Linked DNA regions of Homo sapiens: region 1 is linked to region 2. Evidence: read pairs that join two places in POLR2A ChIA-PET (ENCODE). Cell type or tissue: OCI-LY7. All regions are shown on one strand. Links, peaks and the distances in the headings refer to the core of each region. The heading gives the core; the rest is flanking DNA. Region 1 overlaps CDKL4 (cyclin dependent kinase like 4). Region 2 has its middle 14 kb from the start of SOS1.

Region 1 (4,394 bases), core at 141-4,140, 75 kb after region 2:
CAAGACGCTGAGATGGGAGGATGGCTTGTGCCCAGGAGGTGGAGGTTGCAGTGAGCCAAGATGGCACCACCGCACTCTAGCCTATGTGACAGAGTGAGACCCTGTCTCAAAAAAAAAAATTTTTTTTTGGAATATAAATGAACATAGTTTTGATATCCTACCTTTTAAGCAACACACTTAAGAAACTTAGACTAACACTCTGAGTCAGTAACACTCATACTTGGTGATTGCATTAGAACAGGTTATATCCTTTAAATGAGTTTGCATCAAGTTCTAGAATTTCTAGACTATATGTGTAGCATTACCAAGTAAATGGATTTACATCAATATCTGTCCATTGGCCTATACATATGTTTTCTGCATCTAATCCATGTGAAATTTATAGCACTTATTTTTCAACCAAATATACAAAAGGAAATGAAGTATTGACATATTCCAAAGAAACAGGAAAATTTATTTTATAGGAGCAGGTAACAGAAGTTATTGATAAAGAGTGAGAGGATACTGAAGAAATTTAAAAGGGAGTAAAAACAATTGGAACCTGGCTGGGCGTGGTGGCTCATGCCTGTAACCCCAGCACTTTGGGAGGCTTAGGCAGGCAGATCACCTGAGGTCAGGAGTTCGAGACCAGCCTGGCCAACATGGTGAAACCCTGTCTCTACTAAACATAGAAAAATTAGCCAGGCGTGGTTGTGGGTACCTGTAATCCCAGCTACTCGGGAGGCTGATGCAGGAGAATCACTTGAACCTGGGAGGCAGAGGTTGCAGTGAGCTGTAGTTGCGCCACTGGACCCCAGCCTGGGCGACAGAGGAAGACTCTGTCTCAAAATAAATAAATAAATAAAAATTTTTAAAAAATTAAAAAATAAATAATTGGAACCATAAGAAACAGGGCATGGGGGGAAGAAGATGCTTAGACATACAGCATTCACCTACTCCACTGCAAAGCCACACTCAATGCAAACTCTCTGCAATGCCTCTTGCAATCAGCTTATTTTCCCTCGAAGAACAAGAAACATGCAAGTCTCTCTTAATAAAATAATTTTAATAAGTTGAGTTTTATACACAGCTTTTTTTTTTTTGAGACAGAGTCGCTCTTTGTTGCTCAGGCTGGAGTGCAGTGGCGTGATCTCGGCTCACTGCAACCTCTGCCTCCTGGGTTCAAGTGACTCTCCTGCCTCAGCCTCCTGAGTTGCTGGGATTACAGGTGCTCACCACCACGCCTGGCTAATTTTTTGTATTTTTTAGTAGACATGGGGTTTCGCCATGTTGGCCAGGCTGGTCTTGAACTCCTGACCTCAGGTGATCCACCAGCCTCGGCCTCCCAAAGTGCTGGGATTACAGGCATGAGACACCATGCTTGGCCTTGTACACAGTTTTTAGCAAACAATGCTCAGGTTCAGTTGTTGTGGCTGACGGGCAATCTTTTTTTTTTTTTTTTTTTTTGGCTCACAGGCCAGCCTAAAGAGATATCCATGGTATTTTAAAACTGACTTTTAACTTTAAAATCATCTCTGCAAACTTGCACACCAGAAATTGCTTCTTAAATAGCCTGATAAAAACAATAAATCATTTTTTTTATTATCTGAGAAATTTATTCTCTTTGAGCCTTAGGCATGGATGCTCACACATCGAGGAGAGAGAAAAGCAACCCTCTCCTCAACAACCAAAACATGAGTATCAACAAGATGCTGACGGAGGTTGCAGCCTGACCCACTCCTATCTCAGAAGTCATTTTTGCCAGCTGGGCATGGTGGCTCATGCTTGTAATCCTAGCTCTTTGGGAGGCCAAGGTGGGAGAATCGCTTGAGGTCAGGGGTTTGAGACCACCCTGGGCAACACAATGAGACTATCTCTACAAAAAAAAAAAAAAATTTTTTTTTTAAATTAGCCATGCATGATAGCATGTGCCATAGTCCCAGTTCCTTGGGAGGCTAAGGTGGAAGGATTGTTTGAGCATGGGAGGCTGAGGTTGCAGTGAGCCGTGAAGGCGCCACTGCATTCTAGCCTGGGAAACAGAGCAAGATCCTGTCTCAGGAAGAAAAAAAAAAAAAAAGTCATTTTTGCCATTTTGAGATGAAGCCCCTGTTCTCTAATCAATACAGCAAATATATAAAAATCCCTGGGTTCATTATGGCGTTAAATGGACCACTTTGGTTACCTCACTCTAGTGATATTATAGGGTAAAAGAGAACCAAATGAATACGTATTTTCTTAAGTCCTGCGCTTCTCCAAATTTAATGTGCACATGAATCACCTGGAGCTCTGGTTAAAATGCAGACTCTGATTCAGCAGGTCTGTAGTGGACCTCAGATTCAACATTTCTAAAAGCTCCCAGGTGATCTCTATGAACCATAGTTGGAGTAGCAAGGCCTGAATCCCTTGGTACTTTAACCTGCAGTGTCCTGTTTAGGATCTCGACTCTGGAGATGATAAGGTGCACATGGTCTCTACAGGTTTAAAGCTGTGAGTCGTCAGCAACACCACTAGGTCAGATTGCCTTTTCTACTCTTTGAGACTATCATGGGAGTTCCTTTAAAAATAAGGAGAGTATAAAGGTTTTAGTTGTATTATTGTGACAGCTTTATATATGGCTTAGATTTTTTTCTTTGCAAGCATTTTAATTATAGATAAATAAAAAGGCAGATACACAAAGGCTTACCATAAGAAAATGAGAAGTAATTTCCATCTTGGAGGAGGGAAGTTAGTCTGAAAAATTATCTTTTTTTGAGACAGACTCTTGCTCTGTCGCCCAGGCTGGAGTACAGTGGCCCGATCTTAGCTCATTGTAACCTCTGCCTCTCGAGTTCAAGTGATTCTCCCACCTCAGCCTGCTGAGTAGTAGCTGGGATTACAGGCATGCATTGCCATGCCCGGCTAATTTTTGTATTTTTAGTAGAGACAGGGTTTCACCATGTTGGCCAGGCTGGTCTTGAACTCCTCACCTCAGGCAATCTGCCCACCTCAACCTCCCAAAGTCCTGGGATTACAGGCTTGAGCCACCACACCTAGCCTGAAAAATTACCTATTTTTAATAGAGGCCACATATTATCAGTCAGAAGTTTTCAGTGTTTTAAAGCTTAGGGTATAGAACGTGTTGTTCCAAGCACAGAAATGATGGCAGTTGCGTTGGTCTACAATAATGTTTGGCTCCACTGGAAATAGTCACAATCAGTTAGGCAGTTTGGGTTGACTGACTGATTGACTCATCCAACCATCCACCCATCCCTCCATCCAGTTATTCAATAAATATTTATTGATCACCCTGTATATAAAAATATCCAATTTAGGTATTAAAGAGATACAAAGATAAAGCAGCCACAGACATTGCATTCAAGCTTATAACCAAGTACCCAGGAAAGTGTCTGGTTATATAGGGATAAAGTATAAACACTTGTGGTAAGTGGTATTTTTAGAAATCATTTTAACTACCCATAAAACTCCTGCAGCAACTTTGATATCTCCTATAGCATGGTGGAAAGCAACAGAGATAAGGATTCCATTTGGCATCATCTTTATTAAGCATCAGAAAGCACAATTTGCATCATGAAAAATAGGTTTATGTATTTTGTGAAAAATATCCCTCTACATTAATAGAAAATAAAAGCTTTTGATTTAACCTAATAAAAACTTCACTGACTTTCCTAAAACTAAAGAAAGCTTCCCCTCCGTATTGAAATGTATTCTCATGATCTTGTACTTTCTTTTTCAGCAATCCTAGACTGCTATGATAGACATTCTGCTGGCATCAAAACTGACCATATGGTACTCTGTATCATTGCCTCAGCACTGTCTCTGTCTAGGCACCAACTCAAAAGGGCTAGATATATTTTTTTAAAAGCTATCATTGGCTGAGTGCAGTGGTTCACACCTGTAATCCTGGCACTTTGGGCAGCCAAGGCAGGAGTTTGAGGCCAGCCTGGGCAAGATAGTGAGACCCCCATCTCTACAAAAACAAAAATTGGCTGAGTGTAGTGGCATGTGCCTGTAGTCCCAGCTACTCAGGGAGGCTGAAGTGGGAGAATCACTTGAGCCCAGGAGTTTGAGGCTCAAGGGTGCTATGATAACACCACTGCACTCCAGCCTGGGCAGTAGAGCGAGACTGTCCCAAAAATATAATGATATATAGCAAAGGTACCAGGAGCCAACTTGAAGAAGCTCATGTTGGCCTAAGATGGGAAAATCTGAGCATGGGAGAGACCAATGACAGCAAAGAATTGAAAACACCACAATACAAAATTTGTGTTTATAATGGTGCTCCAGCCACCTCTCCCCAAAACTTGTCATTGTTGCTAAGATATCATCTCATCACCCTGAGTGTTGATAAATAAAAGTAACCAGAGTCCATGAGGATGAGTTCTTTTCCATACAATTCCAATTATTAAATGCAGAAG
Region 2 (4,394 bases), core at 94-4,093:
ACAGCAATAGATAACTGATAACAGTATCTGATCATATGATCATTTGGTAATTCTTTCATCATTTAATGTAATATTTAAGCACTTGTGTATTCCTAAAATAAACTCTTCTTGCTCATGTTGTATTATTCTATTGATAAACTTTTGGGTTTAGTTGCTAATATGATGGAGATAAAATATTATTATTTCAAAACAAAGCTGGGGCCGGGTACAGTGCCTCCTGCCTGTAATCCCAGCACTTTGGGAGGCCAAGGCAGGCAGATCACTTGAGGTCGGGAGTTTGAGACCAACCTGGTCAACATGGTGTGAACCCTGTCTCTAGTAAAAAAAAATATATATATACAAAAATTAGCCAGGCGTGGTGGTGGGCACCTGTAATTCCAGCTACTTGGGAGGCTGTGGCAGGAGGATCACTTGAACCCAGGAGACAGAGGTTACAGTGAGCCAAGATAATGCCACTGCACTCCAGCCTGGGTGACAGAGTGAGACACTATCTCAAAAAAGAGATAAAAATAAGAAATAAAACAGAGTTGGTCTTAACTGCCTCTGCCTTCTAAGGGGGAAGGTAATATAATTCACATCAGATTTGAAATGAATATCAATAACTTTCCTCCTTTAAGAGCAATCTCTTGCTGTCTTTTCTCTCTTTAGCTTAAATTTCATTATTATTATTATTATTATTATGCCTTTGAACATACTTTTCCATTTCCTTGCCTCTCTCCATTTGCCACACTTGCCTTGCAAAAAGTCCAGTCTCAAATAACCTCAAACATCCACTAGTTCTGTGTGTGCTCCTGTGTACCCAAGCATTACTAGAGAATCGTACAATTGCACCACTTGGTGTCACCTTAACTTCCTAATCTTAAGCCTCAAAGGGGTGCTCAATATCACCCAGAAATCTACTGAATCTCTAGTAAACTCTATACATCAATCTTCAGAACACCTAGTTACAGCATTTCCTCTTTTCTTGTACCTTTTTTCCCCATCTATTTCCACCTGCCTTTTGTTCCTGACCTTGACTTTTACTTTATTGAGTAAATCAAAATCATCAACCTGGAGCTCCCTCATGTTGCCATTACCTTCTGCTTCGTTCTTGGTTTTGTTTGTTTGTTTGTTTGAGACAGTCTCACTCTGTCACCCAGGCTGGAGTGCAGTGGTGCAATCTTGGCTCTCTGCAACCTCCGCCTCCTGGGTTCAAGCTATTCTGCTGCCTCAGCCTCCCCAGTAGCTGAGATTACAGGCATGTGCCACCATGCCCCTGCTAATTTTTGGATTTTTAGTAGACAGGTTTCACTATGTTGGCCAGCTGGTCTCAAACTCCTGACCTCAAATGATCTGCCCTCCTTGGCCTCCCAAAGTGCTGGGATTACAGGCATGAGCCACCACGCCTGGACAGTTTTTTAACTTTTAGTAGAGACAGGATCTCACTATGTGGCCCAAGCTAGGCTCCAACTCCTGAACTCAAGCGATCCTCCCACCTCAGCCTCCCAAAGTGCTGGGATTATAGGCATGAGCCACCATGCCAGGCCAGCCCTCTGTTTCATTCTTCATACATAGGCCATGCTCTATCACCCCGTGCTGCCTTTTTCAAATAATTGCTTTGGCTGTGGGGAAAAGAAATTAGCAGTTTTTGAGCATCTCACATCCCAGGTACCTTACTTACATTTTATTTTATGAGACAGTTGTTAATATCCCCATTTTTCTGAGGAGAAAACTGGGGCCCAGTGAATGTAAGCCCTCTGCCCTACCTACATCACCCATTACAAAGCTGTCAACAAACTCCAAGGTCAGCTCTTGCTTCACTCCATCCCAGTGGCTCCTCATGTCAAGGACTATATGTACATTGCTTTTTCAGATTAATCTTTTTGAAAAGCGAGACTGTTCACAAGAGGAAAGTCCCAATATCTTTGTTTATTAATCTTTCGAGGGACATCAGTGTGTAAGGCTATTGTCAGGTCCAGCTGGGGCTGATGGCAGGCTCTGACTTGAAGAGGTCCCCTTGCTCAATCCCTTTCTTGTTCGTCAGCATTTTGTTTTTAGGAGGTAAGTATGATCATTAGTCACTATTCAACTCTTACCCTTAAAACTCAGTGCTAGAAAAATGGATCCTTGACCTACGTTCATGAAACCAAAAACACATTTCTGTGTTTGTGATATATGCATTGCATGTGCCACTCTATATTTGGGCACTGTAAAAAACATGAGACCCAGGCCGGGCATGGTGGCCCATGCCTGTAATCCCAGCACTTTGGGAGGCTGAGGCTGGAGGATCACAAGGTCAGCAGTTCGAGACCAGCCTGGCCAACATGGTGAAACCCCATCTCTACTAAAAATACAAAAATTAGCCGGGGGTGGTGGCACATGCCTGTAATCCCAGCTACTCGGGAGGCTGAGGAAGGATAGTAGCTTGAACACGGGAGGCGGAAGTTGCAGTGAGCCGAGATCCCGCCAGGGCACTCCAGCCTGGAACAGAGGGAGACTCCGTCTCAAAAAATAAATAAATAAATAAATAAATAAATAAATAAATAAATAAATAAATAAATGAGACCCATGCTAAGTTACCACCACCAGAGGAAAAAGAAAAGGCTATTTTGTACAATTTTATAAACTTTAAAAACTATGAAATATTAAAACATGGCCGGGCGCAGTGGCTCACGCCTATAATCCCAGCACTTTGGGAGGCCGAGGCAGGCGGATCACGAGGTCAGGAGATCGAGACCATCCTGGCTAACACGGTGAAACCCTATCTCTACTAAAAATACAAAAAAAAATTAGCCGGGCGTGGTGGCGGGCTCCTGTAGTCCCAGCTACTTGGGAGGCTGAAGCAGGAGAATGGCGTGAACCCGGTAGGCGGAGCTTGCAGTGAGCCGAGATGGCGCCACTGCACTCCAGCCTGAGAGACAGAGCAAGACTCCGTCTCATAAAAAAAAAAAAAAAAAAAAAAAAAAAATTAAAACATCTTCTCAAAACCAAGTAAATAAGTGTGCATGCTTATGTGCACTTTGGAATGTCTTTAATTATGTGTTTCTTTGTATATCATTATCATGGAATGCAGATGAGCCAAAATGGCTGGACACACTTTCCCCTCTTGGTTCTCAACTGGCACATCTGACTTTGGCTTTCATCTAAAGGCAGATCCCAACTAGAGTTTGGGACCACTGGGAGAATTCCTATGGCCCTTGGGGATAAGAAGTAAGGATCTGGATACTGCAGAAGAAGTAAAATAGGTCTCAGCCCTTCAAAGCCTTCGCTTTGCCCTCCTTTCCTGGCTCTACAACCCATTGCTATGACAGCAAGTGACAAAAGGGTATCTTACTGGGGTAGAAGCGTGGGAGGAAGTGGGAGGGGAAGGCAATGTTGATTGAGGCATGGGATAAAAATATATAAAAACGTTAAGCCCAGAACTGCATAATTTCAGCCTTATCAGCTTTGCTGAAAGTGATATTTATAATGCACTTGCAACATAGGAAAAATGAAAGCAGGCCCTGTTTCTCTGTGTCACCTTCTCCTTCCCCACCTGACAGACAGGCTGAGGCTTCAGACTACCGGGAGCTTCCCTCCACCCATACTGCCCACTGGCTACCTCTATGATTTGTCTCCCTATTCCTTACCCAAATCCTGCTGCCCTAGCCCCTCACTTGCCTAATTCCGAAGTTCTATTTCCTCAGAGATTCTAATTTCACTGAACCAAACACTGACATGCAATCTGTATTTTTACCTGTCCTGTCACTTCCCCTTCTTCCAGTGGGAGCTTTTCTTTGGGGAACCAACTTTTCCCCATGGATGACCATCAAGATTATTAATGAGGCCGGGCACGGTGGCTCACGCCTGTAATCCCAGCACTTTAGGAGGCTGAGGCAGGCGGGTCACGAGGTCAGGAGATCGAGATCATCCTGGCTAACACGGTGAAACCCCGTCTCTACTAAAAAATACAAAAAATTAGCCAGGCGTGGTGGCGGGCGCCTGTAGTCCCAGCTACTCAGGAGGCTGAGGCAAGAGAATGGCGTGAACCCGGGAGGCAGAGCTTGCAGTGAGCCAAGATAGCGCCACTGCACTCCAGCCTGGACAACAGAGCGAGACTCTATCTCAAAAAAAAAAAAAAAAAAAGAAAAAAAGATCTTTAATGAGATTCACTTAAAAAAGACAGGAGTCGGAGAGGTGGTCTTTGAGGCACCGTTGAAATTATGCCTACTCCAGCTCTAAGTGCATTTATTCCTCAGAGCAGCCTCAAGATTGGAATGGGGATTCCTTAAGGAGAGTAATCTGGGACCTATCCGAAATGCATTGTCAACTAGCCTCTTTTTACAGATAGTACCGAGCAAAGAAACATATATTTTCTGAAAAGATCTCCCTTAATCTACCTCATTATCACACAAAGAATTTTACAAAAGTGGTTT

What was found. ChIA-PET counts read pairs that join two places held together with the same protein. Peaks named below come from ENCODE experiments on the same cell type or tissue, not always from the same donor. Only the 100,000 strongest peaks of a DNase experiment are listed, where the experiment ranks them.
Region 1: POLR2A ChIA-PET joins it to region 2 with 5 read pairs; 14 of 35 experiments call an interaction of 5 or more read pairs at or near these places.

The regions. Positions count from the first base shown.
Region 1 is chr2:39,207,277-39,211,670 of GRCh38, forward strand. All of the region lies in intron 4 of CDKL4 (cyclin dependent kinase like 4), which reads right to left. Among named protein-coding and RNA genes, the nearest start is that of CDKL4, 34 kb to the right of the region's middle. RefSeq lists a silencer at 2,258-2,458. In OCI-LY7, for the core only: no CTCF peak of the experiment used is centred there; no DNase peak of the experiment used is centred there.
Region 2 is chr2:39,132,576-39,136,969 of GRCh38, forward strand. No RefSeq gene overlaps it. Among named protein-coding and RNA genes, the nearest start is that of SOS1, 14 kb to the left of the region's middle. In OCI-LY7, for the core only: a CTCF peak has its summit at 843; no DNase peak of the experiment used is centred there; H3K4me3 peaks cover 669 bases; H3K27ac peaks cover 493 bases.